2 separate regions of the Homo sapiens genome follow, and region 2 is linked to region 1. The links are chromatin loops, found by intact Hi-C in ENCODE. Cell type or tissue: heart left ventricle. All regions are shown on one strand. Links, peaks and the distances in the headings refer to the core of each region. The heading gives the core; the rest is flanking DNA. Region 1 has its middle 8.0 kb from the start of CAHM. Region 2 has its middle 8.8 kb from the start of DKFZp451B082.

The links. Peaks named below come from ENCODE experiments on the same cell type or tissue, not always from the same donor. Only the 100,000 strongest peaks of a DNase experiment are listed, where the experiment ranks them.
Region 2: it touches region 1 in a loop (2.9-fold over the local background); 39 of 110 quality-filtered maps call a loop at or near these places.

The regions. Positions count from the first base shown.
Region 1 is chr6:163,404,473-163,407,380 of GRCh38, reverse strand. No RefSeq gene overlaps it. Among named protein-coding and RNA genes, the nearest start is that of CAHM, 8.0 kb to the left of the region's middle. RefSeq lists enhancers at 1,017-1,206, 1,437-1,616, 1,627-1,696. In heart left ventricle, for the core only: no CTCF peak of the experiment used is centred there; DNase peaks (open chromatin) are centred at 1,380, 2,337 and 2,644; H3K4me3 peaks cover 1,028 bases; H3K27ac peaks cover 2,500 bases.
Region 2 is chr6:163,354,333-163,357,240 of GRCh38, reverse strand. No RefSeq gene overlaps it. Among named protein-coding and RNA genes, the nearest start is that of DKFZp451B082, 8.8 kb to the right of the region's middle. In heart left ventricle, for the core only: no CTCF peak of the experiment used is centred there; DNase peaks (open chromatin) are centred at 650, 1,600 and 1,990; H3K4me3 peaks cover 881 bases; H3K27ac peaks cover 1,843 bases.

The DNA of each region.
Region 1 (2,908 bases), core at 185-2,684:
CCATCTCTACCAAAAAATACAAAAATTAGCCAGGTGTGGTGGCGTACGCCTATAATCCCAGCTACTAGGGAAGCTGAGGCACAAGAATGGCTTGAACCCAGGAGATGGAGGTTGCAGTGAGCTGAGCTCACACCACTGCACTCCAGCCTGGGCAACAGAGCAAGATCCTGTCTCAAAAAAAAAAAAAAAAAGATTAAAAGCAATTATTTGTAGCACTGAGATTCAAGCAGTACACACCAGTACAGCCTTTTCAGTTTTTAAATTTTGAAAGATTCCCACACCACTCAGTGAGCAGTCACTGCTCTGAGCCATACTACCCAGGCCCTCTTCCGGAGCCCCGGGACCCCCCTAACCCAGCAACCAAAGGCAAGATGCCTGGCACCCTGACCCCATCAGGGCTGGCAGACACTGATCATTTATGCCTGTGCTGGACCAACTGTTACAACTTTTTGATTATTACTTCTGTTTGTATGGGCTTCTTTGCATATTTAGAAAATTATTTTATTTCATATCTTTATGTCCATTAATCCTGGGCTTATGAGTTTTTACTAAATGTAATGAAAGTGGATAGTTTTTTGTCTAAGATACATGTAGGTTCTTTGGGTATATATCCAAATTTAGAAAGGTTTATACAAATGACATTTATCCAGTGGCAATGAAATACCAAAGGCTTCAGTTTTGCTTTCTATTTTCCATAAATAATATGTTAAAAAAACAGGTTGCTGCCAGAGATGAAAAGTGATTCATTCTCCTCCTTATGATAAACTCTGTATTTCACACAAAGAAATATCTCTGTTCTGTTCTTCCCCAGTCCTGTGTAGCCATTTGCGTTCCTTTGCTGAGCTGTACAAGTAATACTGATGATGCTAGCATTTATTATTTCCTAGTTATTCTGTCTAAGCCAATCTGTAAAATGTGTTACAGTTACATTTTATAGATCTTCAAGGACCACCAACTTGATTAACTGACATTAATGACACTGTATTTTTCTCAGTATCCATTGGTAGTGAGCATCCTTTTGAGTTGGAAAGAAAATGTGGCATAGTGAAATGAGCAGCTGTTTTTATTTAACAGTTTTAAAATGCGTGCCCTATATTGATAGTGTGAGCTGGGAATTAAGCAGCCGTGAGAAACTGAAAGCTAAAGCTGTGATCGACAGAGGGACGTGGCCCTGCTCCTGCCTCTGTCCTTTCTGTGTCCAGGTGAAGCTGTTAAAGGAGCAGAAAGAATGTGAGGGGATCAGGAACGCAAACTTAAATGTGAATCAGGAAGGAGAAGAAGGGCTTGCATGCGAGGAGTTCAAAGACAGTCTTGTAAACTCTCCCATCAGCTGACCTGCCAGCAGCGAGCCGCCTTCTCCTCCAGTTCCTCTCTGGGTGCCTGGCTGTTGGTGGCAGAGGCAGCAGGCCCTGCTCTGTGCCAGGTCCTTGACCTCTGTAGACCGACAGCCAGACTTGACCTTCTCCTCCCCCTCAGCTCACCAGATTTCAGCTTTTCAGTCAGTCCCATGCCTGATTTCATGAAGGCACACTGGCACTTCATCAGATGGCCCCAGCCAGGCCCTGCCTCTGTGTTTGGGAAGAGGGAGCAGACACAAGTCTCAGACTGTAAGTGGCAGGCTGGCCTGGCGTCAGGGCCACTCAGCACCCAGGCCGGTGCGGGAAGGAGGCCTTTCATCTCTAGGCTCAGACAACTGGTTTGGGGCCTTTTAATAAGTACTTCCTTCTGCACTGAAATATGAAATAATAATACCTTAGCCCCACAGCATAACTATGTGCCAAGACTATAGAAACGCTTCTCACAGATAATGCAGAGGAACGGTCCTGAAACAAGGACGGAAAGTCCTGAAACATTTTTCCTGAAGAATTTGCTGGTCCTCCGAGGCAGCTGCAGAGCAGGAGGATCCAGAAAAGTCACTGAAGAGGTCCCAGGTTCAAATCTCGACCCTGTCACTTGCTAAAAGCAACGTAAACTCTCTGCACCTCTCTTTTCTTGCCTGTAAGGTAAGGTGGTGCAGCATAAGGATGTTAGGATGGCATGGGTGCCTCACTGCATGCCTGGGACATGGTAAGCTTTCAATAAATAGCATCATTTTAAGAATTGAAAAGGAGGCCTGGATAGGGCTCCAGTTCGTACACACGTATTTTGGGATGTGTGCAATCTCTCTACGTTGAAATTTTCTCCACAAAGCTCAAAAGTATTCAGTCATCAGTTTTCTGCTGCTTCCTATTGCACAAACCGTTTCCTGTTCCCAGGACTGCTGACACTAGGACGTAAAGGGACAAACAGCCTGATGAAAAGGAGCCTCAGTCCTGGGCTGGCCCCATTGTCAGCAGCAACAACACTTGCTCTAAAGCTGGCCAGGGGTCGCCACCAAGACCCAGTGTTGAAAGCCACTGTGTCATTGCAGGACCAAGTGGAAAAGGAGAGGCTGCCTCCCTCCTGCGCCTGCCCTAGAAACAGTGGGCCTGGCAGTTAGTGGAGGGAGCTTAGGAGATCCCGTCTTCCGGAAGGTCCAGGAGCTCACCACGCCTGTTAGATTCCATGATGATATTCTAGCACAGAGAGTTGTGGGCTAACCCAGGGTTTAAACTGTGATGTCCAAGCAACTGTTGGGCTGCATTATGCCAGCTCAAGGGCTTTCTCCAATCCCTGCCCCGAGGTGGCCACCGCAGCAGTGTAGGAGAGTGAAGGAGCCAGAAGGGGGTCTGCCCCACCTGCCCACTCAGCAAACCATGCTTTTGGCTTACTTCACTAGATACTTGGAAAGCAATAGCAACAAGCTTTAATCAGATACCATGGGAAAACATAGCCCTTATTTTGAATCACCTAAAATCTGAAAGTGGAGAGACAAAAATATACGTACTTCACTAGTGGCTTCTGCAAGTTTGTTTTACTAGATCATGCA
Region 2 (2,908 bases), core at 150-2,649, 50 kb after region 1:
GAGAGTGCATGAGTGTCTGTGTGTGTTTATGTGTGTGAGTGTATGAGGGTGTCTCTGTGTGTGTTTTTGTGTGTGTATGTCTGCGAGTGTGTGTTTATGTGTCTGTGCATGAGTGTCTCTGTGTGTATGTTTATGTGCGTGTGTTATGTTTTTATGTGTGTGTTTATGCGTGTTTATGTATATGTTAGTCTGTATGTGTGTGATGATGTCTGTGAATGTGTGATTGTGTGTATGTAGTTATGTATTTGTGTGTGTGTTAGTGTGTATATCTATGGTGTATGAATGTGATTTTGTGCGTGAGAGTGTGTATGTGTGTTTTTATGTGGTTTTGTGGGTGTGAGTGTGTATGTGTGTTTTTATGTGGTTTTGTGTGTGTGAGTGTGTGTGTGTGTGATTATGGGAGTGTGTGATGATGCATGCAAGTGTGTGATATGTAGGAGTGTGTGTTTATGTGTTTGCGTGTGCGCGTGTGTGTGTCTGTGTGTGTGTGAGCATGTGTTTCTGTGTGTGTGCACACAAGTGCTGTGTGTATGTAGAGAAACAGTTCCCAGCTGGCTCTACCCTAGAGGCCTGGGGAGGAGGGTGGCACCGGGCGGGGAGCAGGAGGGGGCGGGGCCAAGCAGGAGGGGGCGGGGCCAACCCGGAGGCGATTCTAAGTCTGCAGCTTCCGATCCAGTGCAGGCCCGCGGGGAACTCCTGCCTGTGTGCAACACTGTGGCCTTCCTTGGCAGCAAGTTTGTGAATCATACCCACATCTGTGCTTCACGTTTCTCCCTCCCATTTCAAGCATGGTCACTTAGCCCCTCCAGGAACCTCAACTTTCTAATCTGTATAAGGGCGACAAATTACAAATATGAATATTGAAGGACGTGGGAATGTGCCTGGAGGGGCCTTGTTGGTGTAAAGCACTTGAACGTCACAGAGTTTCTCTCCCCAGGGTCCAGCAGTGCCTATGACATTTTTAAACAATGCACGTGCCACATACATAGCTGCACAATACAGCGTGTTTCTACTTTTCTCTGAAACTGAAGGAATAAGAGGAGAAAGGAAAAGAATGCGGTGTTTAACTTTCTGCAAAGTCACAGGCTGTCTCCGCTGTTCACAAGCTGCTGTTTCGTGGGGAGTTGACCTTTCAGCTCCCTGGGTTATCCATGGCTTTGATCAATCTCTGGAAGTTCACTTATTGGCTTTAAATTGATCTATTGATTTAATAAAAGTCACATATCATCATCCCTGGTTCAGGACAAAGCACTCAATTTGTCTCCAGTTTGGCAAATATCATCAATAATAGATGTTTTGCTGATTCTGTTGGGTGACTAATTTCCATGGCATGCTCACAGGAAACTTGTTCCTGTCACAGTCCAGTCTCTCTGCACAGAACTTACAACCACGGCCTGTCGGCTGGATCCTGTCTGCTTAGATCCCTCATCACTCGGTCTGACTATCACCTGAGTCCCTTTTCTTAAGAATGACGAGGCCAGCTGCAACCCGTGATGGGAGAGGTGGGAGTAGGGGTTGGCGGAGTGGAATTGGGGTGCAGCTGCAGGCCTGCTCTCCCCAGTCTCCATTCCCTGCAGTCCCCAGTGGCTGGCTGAATAAGCCTCCCCCTGAGAGGCTGGCGGGGTTGCTGGGAAGCGGTGGAAATGAGGTCATCAGCAAGTGTGGATTCACTTCCTCTGGACTTTTGCAGCCAAGCAGGCAAAAAAAAAAAAAAAAAAAAAAAAAAGAAGAAGAAGAAGAAGAAGAAAAAGAAGAAGAAGAAAAAGAAGAAGAAGAAAAAGCTGAATGTCCAGCTGAAGGGCGTCTGAATGCTCTCCGTGATCTTCTTTCTTCTTGCTAACACAGCACAGCCTACACAGCCACACGCAGATGCGTGTGCAAACCAGTACTTCTGCACACATGAATGCCTGCACAGGCTTCCCTCAGTCTGTCCCCTACCCGGTCCTCCCACGCTGTTGGAGTGAGTGGCCAGGAGGCAGAATGCCAGCAGGTCTGGAGGAGTTATCAGCATTTGCTGTTTCTGAACATTTAGCCCCACATTTCAGAGTTTTGTCCACAGCTCCTGCCAGGGGCCGGCCAGGCTGGGAGCCTCCATGCCAACTCTGCATGTCCTTTGGGGAAATGAGAGTCAGCCTGCCGAAAATCGAAAAGGGAAATGAATCTAGCAAGCTGCATTCCTTTCTTCACCCCTTTATATACCACATGCCACCCCCGTTGGGCACCGTCTAGACCCTTTAGTGTCTCTGCTAATGAGTAGACAGTTTCTCCTGTGTCTGGCACATGTCTTCTGCAAACCACAGAGAGGAGATACACGGAGCAAGTGTCTGATCTTCCTCCTCTTCCCCCAGCATTGGGTAGCACCAGTTCAAAGAAAAGCACAGCATTTCCTTCATCATGACTTTGTGAGGGCAAGTACACCTCCTGGAGACACTTCCTCAAAAGTGACATCTCCATTCCTAAAACGCTGACCGACATTAATCCCACGTAAAGCTCTAGTGCCTTAGAAGAGATCATGTACCGACATCTCCTATTTTTTCCTTAAGGTTTTAGTCTTCTATGTGTAAAGGAAGACTACGTCTCTTAATAATTAATTATGATCGCTATTTAAAGCATTTGTAGCTATAATCAGAAACCTTAGCCTTGTCACCATTTTCCAAAGAGAGCTCCATTATTATACATTCTGATGCCCGCTAGTCTGAAAGAAGCTCAAGGAAAAAGGAATGCAATGTTTTGTCAGTCTTTATTTAAGCTCCATAACAAATTTTTACTCTGAAAAAAATTTGTTTAGTTATTGTATAGAGTTGCTGATATTCCTCAGATTCCTATGCAAATTGCATAAGATGGGCGAGGCCCGTTCTTACAGACACGTGCAGCCTTGGAGTGAAATACACAGGCTCTGTCATCAAGC